2 separate regions of the Homo sapiens genome follow, and region 1 is linked to region 2. Evidence: read pairs that join two places in POLR2A ChIA-PET (ENCODE). Cell type or tissue: Panc1. All regions are shown on one strand.

What was found. Peaks named below come from ENCODE experiments on the same cell type or tissue, not always from the same donor. Only the 100,000 strongest peaks of a DNase experiment are listed, where the experiment ranks them.
Region 1: POLR2A ChIA-PET joins it to region 2 with 5 read pairs; 10 of 35 experiments call an interaction of 5 or more read pairs at or near these places.

Annotation. Positions count from the first base shown.
Region 1 is chr9:112,342,103-112,347,102 of GRCh38, reverse strand. It overlaps a transcript of PTBP3 not described here. Among named protein-coding and RNA genes, the nearest start is that of PTBP3, 11 kb to the right of the region's middle. In Panc1, no CTCF peak of the experiment used is centred here; no DNase peak of the experiment used is centred here.
Region 2 is chr9:111,912,804-111,917,803 of GRCh38, reverse strand. It overlaps UGCG (UDP-glucose ceramide glucosyltransferase), which reads right to left. Exons shown (of 9, transcript NM_003358.3): 2 at 3,058-3,199. Among named protein-coding and RNA genes, the nearest start is that of MIR4668, 17 kb to the left of the region's middle. In Panc1, no CTCF peak of the experiment used is centred here; no DNase peak of the experiment used is centred here; H3K27ac peaks cover 2,558 bases.

The sequences.
Region 1 (5,000 bases), 430 kb before region 2:
TGATGCTATGAATATTTTTTCATACATCTTCTGGTGCACAAGGTTATATACATCTGGTGCTCTAGGTTATATACATCTAGGATTATAATTGCTAAAGTGGCCTGTAATCCCAGCACTTTGGAAGGGTGAGGTGAGCAGATCACCTGAGGTCAGGAGTTCAAGACCAGCCTGGCCAACATGGCGAAACTCCATCTCTACTAAAAATACAAAAATTAACTGGGTGTGGTGGCACGCACCTGTAGTCCCAGCTACTCAGGAGGCTGAGGCAGGAGAATCACTTGAACCTGGGAGGCAAAGTGAGTTGAGAAAGCGCCACTGCGCTCCAGCCTGGGTGACAGATCAAGAGACTCTGTCTCAGGAAAAAACAAACATACAAGCAAAGAATTGCTAAAGTGTGTATGTCTCTAACCTTAAATTGAAATTGTGTTTAAGAACACCTTTTATATCCTAAAGTCATATAGTCTCCTAAACCATCTAAAACCTTAAAAGTTTTCCCTTTAATTTGTAAGTCATCTGGAGCTGCTCATTGTATATGGGTATGAGGTTGGTACCTGTATTTGGAATGAAGAAGAAAATAACTTCCATTTTTTTCCCCTAAATGCCTCCTGTGTCCTACATCAAGTTTTTATATTTGCCGGCCAGGTGTGGTGGCTCATGCCTGTAATCCCAGCACCTTGGGAGGCTGAGGCAGGTGGATCACCTGAGGTCAGGAGTTCGAGACTCACCTGGCCAACATGGAGAAATGCCACCTCTACTAAAAATACAAAAATTAGCTGGGCATGGTGGCACGCACCTTTGTCCCAGCTACTCGGGAGGCTGAGGCAGGAGAATCGCTTGAACCCAGGAGACAAAGGTTGCAGCAAGCTGAGATCACGCCACTGCACTCCGGCCTGGGCCACAGAGCAAGACTTCGTTTCAGAAAAAAGGAAAAAAAAGAAAAAAGAAAAGAAAGTTTTTATATTTGCCAAGATCTCCTCACGCCTGTAATCCCAGCACTTTGGGAGGCCAAAAAGGGTGGATTACCTGAGGTCAGGAGTTCAAGACCAGCCTGGCTAACATGGCGAAACCCCGTCTCAAAAATTAGCTGGGCATGATGGCGGGCACCTATACTCCCAGCTACTTGGGAGGCTGAGGCAGGGAGAATTGCTTGAACCTGGGAGGTGGAGGTTACAGTGAGCCGAGATCATGCCACTGTACTCCAGCCTGGGCAACAGAGCGAGACTCTGTCTCAAAAAGAAAAAAAAAAAGAAAATTTGTCTATTCCTATGGCAATACTACATTTTTTCTTGATTATTTGACTTCATGATATACAAATTTTAATATTAGATAGAGCTAGTCCCCACATTATTATTCTTTAAGACTGTCTGAGCTATTCTAGAAGTCATTTATTTTTAATTTTTATATTTAAATTTACTTTTTTTTGGCCAGGTGTTGTGGCTTACGCCTGTAATCCCAACATTCTGGGAGGCCAATGTGGGTGGATCGCTTGAGGTCTGGAGTTCAAAACCAGCCTGGCCAAATGGTAAAACCCCAACTCTACTGAAAAAAAAAATACAAAAATTAGCTGGGCATGGTGGTGTGCTCCTGCGGTCCCAGCTACTGAGGAGGCTGAGGCACAAGAATCACCTGAACCCAGGAGGTGGAGGCTGCAGTGAGCTGAGATCACTCCACTGCACTCCAGCCTGGGTGACAGAGTAAGACTCTGATCTCAAAAAAAAAAAATTTTTTTTCCTTTTTTTTTTTTTTTTTTTTTTTTTTTTTAGAGATGAGGGTCTTACTCTGTCTCTCAGGCTGAAGTACAATGGCACACAATCACAACTCGCTGTCACCTGGAACTCTTTGGGCTCAAGTAATCCTTCTGCCTCAGCCTCCCAAGGAGTAGCTGGTGGGACTACATGTGTGTGCCACCATGCTTAGCTCATTTAAGTTTACCATTTTAACCATTTTAAAGTATATAGCTCTGTGGCAGTGGTATTATTTTCATTATTATTATTATTTTTGCTGTGCAATGGTGTCATCTCGGCTCACCGCAACCTCCGCCTTCCCAGTTTAAGCAATTCTCCTGCCTCAGCCTCCCGAGTAGCTGGGACTACAGGTATGTGACACCACACCCGGCTAATTTTGTATTTTTAGTAGAGATGGGGGTTTCTCCATGTTGGTCATGCTGGTCTCGAACTCCCGACCTCAGGTGATCCACCCGCCTCGGCCTCCCAAAGTGTGGAATTACAGGTGTGAGCCACCGTGCCTGGCTAGCCATTTTTAAATAATATTATCTAATTGTTTTTGTGGTATATAGAAATGCAACTAATTTTCATATGTTAATCTTATACCCAGACTTCTTATTAAACTCTCTCATTAATTTTTTTCTTTTGCATTAATTTTAAAACTTTTGATATACTTTTGAATTTTCTACATAGATAATCATATCAGCTGCAAATAATGGCAACTTATTTTTCCTTTCCAATATTCATATTGTTTTAGCAGGTTTTCTGTTGCTATAACTGAATACCTGAGACTGGATAATTTATAAAGAAAAGAGATTTATTTAGCTTGCAGTTCTGGAGGCTGGGAAGTCAAAGACTGGACAGCTGCATCTGGTGGGGGCCTTGTGCTCCTTTATAGCATGGCAGAAAAGGGAAGGAATTATGTGGCAAGAGAGGAAGCAAAAGAGAGCCAAAGAAGCCCAATTTGCTTTATAACAACCTGTTCTTGTGATAACTAATGGATTCTTGAGTATTAATTGGCTACAACAAGAATGGCATTAATTCCCCCTAATGACCTAATCACCCCCTAACGGTCCCCATCTCCCAACACTGCCACAATGATAATCAAATTTCAACATGAGTTTCAGAGAGGACAAATACTATTTAAACTGTAGCATATATATTTTATTTCTGTTTCTTGTCTTACTGCACAAGAACTAAGGTATAATACTTAATAGAAGCTTAAACAAAAGGCCCAAAACATAAATAAAAAAAGATTGATAAATTTTACCTTTTAAAATTAAAATGAAAAGTTTTTGTTTATCAGAAGACACCATAAAGAAAAGCAAAAGAGAAGCAACATACTGGATGAAGAACTGTCTGCAAATATTGTCAGAAAAAAAAATGTGTGTGTGTAGCTCCTGCAAACCAATAAGTAAAGAATGTATAGTCAAATATGAAAAAAAATGGGTAAAATATATGAACAGGTACTTTACTGAAGGAGATTTATCAATGAATGGCCAATAACATGTGAAATGAAATTCAATTGCATTAATGAAATGAAATGAAAAATGAGGGCATGTAAGATTTTTTCTTTTTTTTTTTTTTTGAGATAGAGTCTTGCTCTGTTGCCCAGGCTGGGGTGCAATGGCCTGGTCTCAGCTCACTGCAAACTCCGCCTCCTGGGTTCAAGCGATTTTCCCTGCCTCAGCCTCCCAAGTAGCTGGGATTACAGGCGCCACCACCACACCCAGCTAATTTTTTGTATTTTTAGTAGAGACGGGGTTTCACCATGTTGGCCAGGCTGTTCTCAAACTCCTGGCCTCAGGTGATCTGCCCACCTCGGCCTCCCAAAATGCTGGGATTACAGGTGAGAGCCACCACGCCCAGCTGCATGTAAGATATTTTAAACTGACTGCTTGACAAAATTTTTAAAGTTGGATAATACCAGTTGAGGATATGAGCTAACGCTTGTAGTGGTAGTGAAAACTGGTAAAAAGCACTTTGAACTAAAAATACAAAAATTAGCCGGGTGTGGTGGCAGGCACCTGTAATCCCAGCTACTGGGGAGGCTGAGGCAGGAGAATCACTTGAACCCGGGAGGCAGAGGCTGCAGTGAGCTGAGATCACACCATTGCACTCCAGCCTGGGTGACGAGAGCGAAACTCAGTCTCAAAAAAAAAAAAATTGTTCAGAGTGTATCTGAATAACCACTGTCCAGATTCCCCTAATGTTAACATTTTGCGTGCAAGTAACTTTTTTACTTTCTGTCCTCAAAATGAGCCTCAAGATACTCTAGGCTCATCCTGCATTTTCCCCGATCCAGCCCTGGAACCAACAACTTCTCTGAGGAGTCTTGGTTCCTTTTTTATCAGCCAATGGTGTCTAGAAACTAAGATATGGGCAATGCTGGGCATGGTGGTGCACACCTGTAGTCCCAGCTACTCAGGAGACTGAAGTGGGAGAATTACTTGAGCATGGGAGTTTGAGTTCAGTCTGGGCAACATAGTGAGACTGCCCACCCCCGCCCCCACAAAAAAAGTTACTGTGATGTCATTGTTTGGTCCTTGATCCTCTCAATAGGTAGAACTTGTAAACAAAAGTATATATATCAGCCCATGCCTACACGTTTATTTTTAATCTCTCTTTCTTCTTCTTCTTCTTCTTCTTTGTTTTTCTTTCTTGAGACGGAGTCTCGCTCTGTCGCCCAGGCAGGAGTGCAATGGTGCAATCTCGGCTCACTGCAACCTCTGCCTCCTGGGTTCAAGTGATTCTTCTGCCTCTGCCTCCTGAGTAGCTGAGATTACAGGTGTGTGCCACCATGCTCGACTACTTTTTGTATATTTAGCAGAGATGGGTTTCACCATGTTGGCCAGGCTGGTCTCGAACTCCTGACCTCAAGTGATCCGCCCACTTCGGCCTCCCAAAGTGTTGGGATTACAGGCGTGAGCCACTGTGTCCAGTCTAACCTCTTATATTATATGTTATAGAGTATATTCAGGCTTCTGTGAAGACGACTGTATTAGTCAGTGTTCTCTAGAGAGACAGAACCAATGGGATACACACACACGCAGAGACATATGAGAGGAGACTTATGGAGGCCAAGTTCCATGATAGGCCATCGGCAAGCTGGAGAACCCAAGAAGCCAGTAATGCGGCTCTGTCTAAGTCCAAATCCAAAGGCCTGAGAAACTAGAAGGCTGCTGGTGCAAGTCCTGGAGTCCAAAGGCTGGAGAACTTGGAGTTCTTATGTCTAAGGGCAGGAAAAGAACAGTGTCCCAGCTCCAGAAGAGAGAA
Region 2 (5,000 bases):
TTCATTCTTTTATGTCTTCCCAAGGAATGAGTATCAGTATAAAAGTAGACTTGTAAGATGAATACAGCGCAGAGATCTTTCAGAGCAACTAGTCTAGTCTCACCAAAATTGAAACCTAGAAATTCAGAGCAAGTACCAGTAGCAGTAAATTTTCTTGCACATGTCCAAAATTAAGTAAAATTTTAAAACTTGAAGATATGTTTTATTATTTTCCCCCAAATGGCCTATGATAGTCCCAATCGAATATTAGAAGAGAAAGTTATGTCCAAAATGAAAACATTTCCATACTCTGGTAAAACGATGTTCACACCAGGCAAAATGCAAATATGAAAGGGCACTGCGCCTGGCAGTCACGTAAATGTTTATTTTGGGTCTCCTTGACTTCTTGGTGACACAAATGCCTTGTCTGTTCATGCTCAGATATGCGTGATTTCAGTGGTTTAACTTTAGTCTCCTGTGGAACATTTGCCATTGTATTTGGTTTTCACCAAGTAAATAAAATGCTGTGAAATCAAATATTTCCCTTAGATTGCAGGTACTTTGCACTTCTCCTCTGCTTTCCAAACTTTCTATTTATACAGCTAAATATAAGTTTATAATTAGAAAATAAAATTCTGTACTAACAAAGAATAAAATAATCTGCAGATGCTATTCTTCATCTTACAATGAATGTCAAAATAGCTTTCTCCTCAACCCACTTAAATGATATAACTAAATGGAAAAAGAGCTACTACTCTAAGTGAAAACAAGAGCTCTTGAGATCATTCTAAACTGTAATTTCCAAAACAATTTTTTATTTCAATTTTTTAATTTTTATTTTTTTGAAGGTGGGGGTCTCACTGTGTTGCCCAGGCTGGTCTTGAACACCTGGCCTCAAGCAATCCTCCCGCCTCAGCCTCCCAAAGTGCTAGGATTACAAGCACAAGCCACCACGCCTGGCCAAAATCTTCATTCACAAGAAATCAGTTATGGGGTCATTAGAAATGCTCGTAATCAATGGATACATATAACCCTGGGGTTACTTTTTAAAATTCTTTCAGTAGGGCATGGTGGCTCATGTCTGTAATCCCAGCACTTTGGGAGGCTGAGGTGGGGGGATTGCTTGAGCCCAAGAGTTCAAGACCAGCCCCGGCAACATGGCAACACCCTCTACAAAAAATACAAAAATCAGCCAGGTGTGGTAGCACATGCCCATAGTCCCAGCTACCAGGGAGGGTGAGGTGGGAGGACTGGTTGAGCCTGGGAGGCTGAGGCTGCAGTGAGCCACGACTGTGCCACTATGCTCCAGCCTAGGTGACAAAGCAAGATACTGTCTTAAAAACAAAAACGAACACAAAAAACCATTCTTTCTACAACTAAACCCCTCACTGACTTCCTCAAGCATTTAAACCCCATGACTATCATCTCACAAGCACTACAACGTAAAAATTCCATGACCAATTTTAAGAGTGGTTGAATGGGGAAAGTGAAAGAGGATGGTTAAAAAACTGAAATGTGAGATTAAGTTTCACAATGATAATGCATATGACTCTAAGCTATGCTCTAAGATTCATTCATAATCAATAGAAAATTTCTTTCATTCGTAAACATTAATTCTCCTTTGCATTTACTTTTATGGAGCTTGAAAATCTCCCATTTTTCTTACTGCAAAGCTTATTTTACAATTAATTTTATTTATATCTTTCTCAATTACAAAAGGCTAAGTTTTACCATTTTTTAGTTTGAAAAAACAAGTATATACAATTATATCTTATTTAAAAATTATATATTTGATTGAAGTTAACACATGTATTTAATTCAAATATCTAAAATTATTAAGCATATAAACACACACAAACTAGAACATATAATTTTTTTGCTTCAAAACAGCTTCCAATACTCCAAAATTGGCTTCTAAACTCCAAAACTCCAAAGCAATAATATAAAAACACTAAAAATACAACTGAATGATACTCATGTCTACCTACTTAATAAGTGCTGCATTAAGGCTATCACATCTGTGTCTTCTCTATTCTTTTCATTGGTGCTACCGAGAAAAATAAAGGCTAAAAGAAAAGAAATAAGAGCATGAAAACCAGTCACCATAAGAAGTGTAGTGCGCATATCATCTTCCTTCTGATTATTTGAGCTACCCTGTCCAAAAAAATTAAGAGGGACGACTCTCCCAGTAGCAAAAACAGCTATGGAAAAACTGAGGCAATAGGGTAAAAATTGAGGCAAGTGAATAGAGACCGCAAAGGGAAAACTAAACTGTACTGAAAGTCAAGTGGGTAGAAGCTTAAAGACACATTCTTCTCACAAGTGATCTGTTACCACCAAAATGCCCTTTCAAAAGCAGTCTCAAGCAATTTAATACAAAGCTGCTGTAAAGCTAAGTACAAAAATCAAAGAATATTAAGTTATCCTAAGAAACTACAGGTGGACTACTAAAGCAAAGTGATAAAAAGAATACTTTCATCTCAAGAAAACTGGAAGGTCTCCAATTAAGGGAGTACACTGAGTTTACAGATATACAGATTATATAGATAAATGGTATAAGCAATACAATTAGCTATTAAAATCAGAACAGTAAGGAAATTAAAAATGAGGTAAGATGAAACCCTACAGTACCACTAACTGTAATCTATTCTTGGCTCAAAGCCAGTTTCTCCGGAGAAGTCACGTTTAGTTCTGGCTGTACTGCAACCCATTTCAGACCACTAACACTGCTTTCTCCCTCTCCTTGTCTCCTCTTCCTATTGTTCATATCCAGCTCTTATGGAAGAAAATTTTTATTTTCAAACTACCAGGCACTTGACAATGTCTGAGTTTCAGAAGGTTTACTCAGGGATCTCTACTTCACACGGACATATAGGTGGTTAGAAAGGGAATTTACACCCCTTCCTCAACCTATTTCTGTTCTGTGATGACTACTACTAAAGGTTATATTTTATGAGGCCAATATCATCATGAATTTTTAATACCTTCACCTTATACAGTGTTAAAATCCCTAAATGTTTATCATGAGGGGAACAAAACAAAACAAAACAAAACAAAAAACCGTAACACTGAACTTACTTTGGGATAATCCAATTCAAAGAATGTTTCCAGGTTGTTGATTAAGTTAGGATCTACCCCTTTCAGTGGTTTCAGAAGAGAGACACCTGGGAGCTTGCTATAAGGCTGTTTGTCAGTTGCCTTCTTGTTGAGGTGTAATCGGCTAAAAAGCAAATGATATAAAAATTATTTCTATAGAATACATTAGTGTCAAATCAAAGCACTGACAAGCTATCAATAAATCCCTAAATTCTAAGTTAAGATTTTTAAAACTTGACATCTTTCTAAAAGAGGATCTAAACATGAAGGGAAGTAGAACCAGGTAAGCATGGCTTTGAATGCGGTCCAACACAAATTCATAAACTTTCTTAAAACATTATGAGATTTTTTGCGATTTTTTAAAGCTCATCAGCTATTGTTAGTGTATTTTATATGTGACCCAAGACAATTCTTCTTCTTCCAATACGACCAAGGGAAGCCAAAAGATTGAATACCCATGATGTACTACTCTCTGACTATTGCTATACTCACAGAACTATGCCAGGCATAGCGCAGGCATTTCAATAAAATACATGGTGAAGAAATGAATGGCAGTGTTAGCCCAAAGATTAACTCCTCTTCCTCTTAAATTGCCACTGAAGTGGCCACAGAACTATAAAAACAGGTAAAATAAAACACCGTCTGCAGCAGAAAATTATGAAAGGATAACCAGAACTTTCTGAGAAATTTCTTTGCAGTGGGATAATACACAGTTAAAAGAAGTGTCAAGCAGTCTGCATGGCAAGCAAGATAATGGGACAACTGGAACTCCCAATATTAATAAGGTCAGAATGGCAGGGGTAGAACAGAAGGAAACTGAAAGTAAGAAAAAAACTCAATGATGAGAAAAATGTCTATTAATGACACTGGAAGATATACCAGTGCCACCAGTTCATAGATAAGTGACCAAATGGCCAACGTTCTCACTGCTTGTCCATTGCAAGGATGCTGCAGCACAGCAGGGCTCCTAATGAAAGAAGCAATGCCACACAGGTGTGGTGGCTCACACCTGTGTAATCCCAGCACTTTGGGAGGCTGAGGCGGGTGGATCACTTGAGGTCAGGAGTTCGAGACCAGCCTGGCCAACACACTGAAACTCCATCTCTACTAAAAAAAAAAAAAAAAAAAATTAGCTGGGCGTGGTGGTGGGTGCCTATAATCCCAGCTACTCGGGAGGCTGAGGCAGAAGAATCACTTGAACCCGGGGGTGGAGGTTGCAGTGAGCCAAGATTGTGCCGCTGCACTCCAGCCTGGGTGACAGAGTGAGACTCCGTCTCAAAAAAAAGAAAGAAGCAATGCTAGAGAAGACAGAACGTGCCCCAGTTAACATCAGGCTGTTGCAACAAGATGCCATTCAATACAGTGGTGAAGTTTCTAAAGGAAGCCACTGAAGCCTTCCTCCTACTTCTAGTAAATATGTGACAAGTACTTCTCATAAACAAGTCTCCAAGCATTCGACAGTAATTAGGCACTAGAACATCATGGGTCCATCTGCAAGATATTCTAAGACACATGTTCTTCCACATTTTAACATCTCTGACATCAATGGTACCTTACAATTGCTGCCAGGCAGATGGCAGCTCTGACTTACTGTGAAAATCAACCAATGAGAACTTCTAGATGATCAAAAAATACTTGCATCAATGCATCTTGATTTGATAAAATCCACTATTAAACTGGGAAAGACTTCTGGAGGGACACCGGTACCACCACCCAGACCACTTAGCCATGGGCTTGGTCTCTAACTAAGGCAGGTGTGTGCTGTAGCAAACATCTAACGTTTTAGATAAGGCCATACAGTTTTACACACACGTGCACACACGCACACACACACACACACCAGGTTTACAATGGAAAAACTTTAAAACCAACAAGAAATTTAAAGAACAGGGTGGTATCAATTTCTGATACACCAAGTACCAGAA